2 separate regions of the Homo sapiens genome follow, and region 2 is linked to region 1. Evidence: read pairs that join two places in POLR2A ChIA-PET (ENCODE). Cell type or tissue: CD4-positive, alpha-beta T cell. All regions are shown on one strand.

The links. Peaks named below come from ENCODE experiments on the same cell type or tissue, not always from the same donor. Only the 100,000 strongest peaks of a DNase experiment are listed, where the experiment ranks them.
Region 2: POLR2A ChIA-PET joins it to region 1 with 6 read pairs; 6 of 35 experiments call an interaction of 5 or more read pairs at or near these places.

The regions. Positions count from the first base shown.
Region 1 is chr6:42,393,655-42,396,154 of GRCh38, forward strand. The region is part of intron 2 of TRERF1 (transcriptional regulating factor 1); the gene reads right to left. Among named protein-coding and RNA genes, the nearest start is that of TRERF1, 57 kb to the right of the region's middle. In CD4-positive, alpha-beta T cell, no CTCF peak of the experiment used is centred here; a DNase peak (open chromatin) is centred at 1,517.
Region 2 is chr6:42,203,801-42,206,300 of GRCh38, forward strand. No RefSeq gene overlaps it. Among named protein-coding and RNA genes, the nearest start is that of GUCA1B, 10 kb to the left of the region's middle. In CD4-positive, alpha-beta T cell, no CTCF peak of the experiment used is centred here; no DNase peak of the experiment used is centred here.

The DNA.
Region 1 (2,500 bases):
CTGCAGCATTAGGTGAATGAGCAAAAGAAATGGAAGGCAATTTAGATGACTAAATATAGGGGAGCTGGTTAAATAAGTTATAGAACTTCCGCATAATAGAATGCTGTGCCACCACAGAAAGTCAGGTTTTAAAAGAGCAGTGTACAACTAGGAAATCCTCACAATAGAGTTTTTAAAGCACATTACATAACAATATGTGCAATATGATTCCAGTTCTGTAAAAATGAACAAGCAGGCAAACTCTCCAATGTATATATGCAGGAAAAAAAAAAAAAAAAAGACTGGGATGTAAACTTCCAAATCCTCACACTGGTTTCTTCCAGAAAGATGGATGTTTTTATTTTCTTCTCTATGATTTCCTATATGTTCCAACTTATTTCTGTTAACAGGTTGCTTTTATGACCATAAAACAGTAAACGGACCAGATTTTTAAATCTGGATTTTCAAAGCCTGAGAAGACTACAAAGAATCAGTGAGGTAACGCCCAGGAAGACACCCCTCTAGGGTGAAGGTCCAGGTGCTCAGGCCTCTGATACTTTCCCCATATACTCCAAAGAGACAAGCCAGGTCACCCCCAAACTCCAACTCTCCCCCCACAACACACTAACAACAGCACATCCCTCCATACCATCCCCGTGCCTCCTCCGTCAGCAGGCTATCCTGTCTACACCCTCCCCTGATCAACGCCCACCTTGGTGGGGGACAAGGCTTGGAAGGCACAGCAGAGAAGCCAGGCACAGCCAGTAATTCATGAGCACCCTCCATGTGCTGTGCAGTAAGCCAGGGCTTCACATACGGGACTGCAGATGTACACATTCATTCTAATACCTAGTCATTGCTTCCAACACTTTCCAGAGAGGAGACTGAAGTTCAGAAATAATATCCAGGCTCACTCAGCCAGCGAGTGTCCAGGATTGGGAATAAAAACCAAGTCTAACCAGAAATGGTCTATAGATGCTTAAGAGGCTTGCCCAACAACTGCACTTGGCCATTAGGAAATGCAAAACAATAATAATATAGCAATACTAATGCAAAAAAATTTCAATTCAACTTTTCATTTATACTCAGGCTGAAAGTGAAATGTACCACCAGTCCTGATTTGAGAATATTAAAAAAAAACAGATATTTAATCATTTTAAAGGAAAGAAAAGGAAAGGAGGGGGAAACCTCAGCTCTGCGCTCAACCCTCATTCAGTGAAGTAAAAATAAAAACCCAACCTCCCCCCAACACATTGTGCTTTAATGAAAGCACCAAGCCAATCTTCTTCACTACCGCCCACCACAGCCCACTTCGTTTAAATTTAGGCACCCACCAGGCAAACTGTACCCAGCCACATTCTCTGAAATGAAGTCATAAAATTCTCATCTGTAACACCGGCACTTGTTCCCAGGAAAACAAGACAGGTGGGGTAGACAGGGCCGGCACCCTTCTGGGGAGTCCAGGCTGTGCCTCAGAAGAGCCCTTTGCAAAGAGTTGGTTCCGTGACCAGGCTCAGCCCACATGGGGCTGTGTGACCTTGTGACAGCCAACTTCCCCTCTACAAAGTCAGGGTGGACTAACTAAAAGGAGCGCTAAGGCCCATCTAAATGTACAGCTCTATGGCTAAAGCCCAGATGCCCCACCCACCTCCCAACACCCAGAAAATGAACAGCAACCCAAGATGGGGGTAGAGCAGGGCTAAATTCATTGGTGTGACCTGGGGCTGCTGTCATTCTTAAGATCTGGCTCTTGCAGTATTCAGTTCTCAGGAAATGTCTGACAACAGGAGGGGGACAGAGGATTGAGCCCGCAGGAAGGCTTTGGCAATGAAGGCTCTGTGGCCACCCTTTGGTCCCATTCAGGCAAGATCGGAGAGATTTTGCCCACTCGGACTCAACAAACTCTGAGTCCCTGATGCCATACCTGGCTTTGTAAGTGTGACTGGGTCAGAGAAGAGACCGAAGAGAGAAGCTACTAGCTAATGAAAACTCTCCTCAGTTTTCTGGATGAAACTGAGGCTTGAGGGGCCTACAAGCTAGCTGGATTTTTCTTCCAACAACCTAGTCCATGGATTTTTTTCCAAGGTTCTCTTCCAGTGTTTCATGAGCGTATCTAAGCCCTTACAGTAGGTCCATGATCACCCCTCAAGCAAAGGAATGAGACACTCTAGAAAAGGGGAATACAATTACCATTCACAACTCAAGGAGAAGCACGGCCTTAACAAATGCGTAGCTCACATCTCTGTACTACAGATGCCATCAAACTACCTCACGCTCACTGAGACCTGTGGATTGACCACACTGTTCAACCAACATGTGATTCCAATTCCTGCAATCAGTGGATAAGCAACTGCCATCTGATCAATGGTCATGCACACGTGTATGTGTGCACACACACACAATTCTGGTCTTCCCCAGGCCCTGCTCCCCTTCACACCTGGAATGTCCCAAGCAGGTCTGTTCCCAGTTCGTCATCTTCTGAGCCACCCTCTAAGGACTCCATCAGAATCCAGTAGAAAAT
Region 2 (2,500 bases), 190 kb before region 1:
AACAACGCTAAGGGCTGGGTGCGGTGGCTTATGCCTGTAATCCCAGCACTTTGGGAGGCCGAGGCGGGCGGATCACGAGGTCAGGAGATCGAGACCATCCTGGCTAACACAATGAAACCCCGTCTCTACTTAAAAATACAAAAAATTAGCTGGGCGTGGTGGCGGGTGCCTGTAGTCCCAGCTACTCGGGAGGCTGAGGCAGGAGAATGGAGTGAACCTGGGAGGCGGACCTTGCAGTGAGATTGTGCCACCACACTCCAGCATGGGTGATAGAGCGAGACTCCATCTCAAAAAAACAAAAACAAAAACTCTAAGGTAAATGTTATCCCTACCCTGGAGGTAACCTGAGGTCTTTTCCAGCTGGTTCTTGAACAGTATAGCACACAAGCATCTAAAGTATCATCGGAATGGTACTGCCATTTACTGAATGTCTGTTACCTGCTCAATACTGTGCAAGGTTTTTTATCAGTTATCGAATACTCCAACCTTATTAAGCTGGAGCATTAAATATATGTCAAATGTAAGTATGTAGGTATTATTTCCTACAGACTTATTATTACCTTTACTAATGAGTACACTGAGGCCCTGACAGGGTTAAATCTCTTGCCCAAGTTTACGGCAGTCAGTGGGTTTGAACTCTTATCTGACTCATGTCTGTCTGACTCCAAAGTCCATGTTTGCTCTATTCTGTCATTCATTAGTCTTGTAATAGAACTAACTTAATAATGTAATGTAAGACAGGGATGGTTGCAGACAACTAGAAATGTTAAGAAACTAGACTAATAATTTAAAATGATTGCTTTATGTATTCACTGTGGCATGTTTAAATGGTCATAGGGCCAGGAACATATGCCATTCTTTCAAAGCACTGAAACTTGGCACTTGAACTAGTTTAGTCTGTCTTACCAGAGATCTGTAGTTATACTAAGACTCTTGGATGAGAACATGATTTTATTTAATATGAAGAAAATATAGGCTGGGCATGATGGCTGATGCCTGTAATCTCAGTATTTTGGGAGGCCAAGGCCGAAGAATCACTTGAGGTCAGGAATTTGAGACCAGCCTTGGCAACAAAGTGAGACCCCCATCTCTACAAAAAGATTAAAAAATTAGCCATGTATCATGGTACATGCCTGTGGTTCCAACTACCTGGGAGGCTGAGGCAGGAGGATCATCTGAGCCCAGGAGGTCAAGGCTGCAGTGAGCTGTGTTCATGCCACTGCACTCCAGCCTGGGCGACAGAGCAGGACCCTGACTCCAAAAAATAAAAAAATGAGCTGAGTGTGGTGGTGCACACATTTAGTCTCAGCTACTTGGGAGGCTGTGGTGGGAAGATCCCTTGAGCCCATAAGTTCGATTGTGTAGTGAGCTTTGATCGTACCACTGCACTCCAGCCTGGGCAACAGAACAAGACTCTGTCTCTACAAAAAAAAAAAAAAAAAAGAAAAAGAAAAAAGATCATCTCACTTCCTACCTGCCTTCTGGTTCATTCTATTTTTTTTCTTTTTTTTGAGATGGAGTTTCACTCTTGTTGCCCATGGCGTGATCTTGGCTCATCGCAACCTCTGAGTTCAAGGGATTCTCCTGCCTCAGCCTCCCAAGTAGCTGGGATTACAGGCATGCGCCACCACACCCTGCTAATTTTGTATTTTTAGAAGAGACAGGGTTTCTCATATTGGCCAGGCTGGTCTCCAACTCCCAACCTCACATGATCCGCCCGCCTCAGCCTCCCAAAGTGCTGGGATTACAGGCGTGAGTCACCACTCCTGGCCGGTTCATTCTATTTTTTTTTTGCCATTACTTTTAATGGCAAAAACTGCAATTACTTTTGCACCAACATATATTATCAAATCCACTCTTCTCTCACCATCTCCCATACCCACCATGGACAGAAAGTGTGACCCAGGCATTAATTCTAATTTTCAGGATATGCATTTTACTCAGAGGCCTAATTTAAAACCAACAAAAGAAAACCAAAAATCTTCTTAGCCTATCAAGATAGCTATATCCTGATAAGCTAAGAAGTTATTTTGTTTATATCATTTTTTCAGTACTGTACTTCATGCCAAACTTGTTTATATCAAGAAGCGGGCTTCAAATATGCCAAATACTTTCGTCGAAGAAATACTGCTAGTTTTGGGCCAGGCGCAGTGGCTCATGCCTGTAATCCCAGCACTTTGGGAGGCCGAGGCAGGTGGATCACGAGGTCAAGAGATCAAGACCATCCTGGCCAACATGGGGAAACCCCATCTCTACTAAAAATACAAAAATCAGCTGGGCGTGGTGGCACATGCCTGTAGTCCCAGCTACTTGGGAGGCTGAGGCAGGATAATCGCTTGAACCTGGGAGGCAGAGGTTGCAATGAGCCGAGATCGCGCCACTGCACTCCAGACCGGGTGACAGTGCAAGATTCCATCTCAAAAAAAAAAAAAAAAAAAGAAAGAAAAAGAAAAAAGAAATACTGCTAGTTTTTCTCACGTGCATGTGTGCACATGTAGTT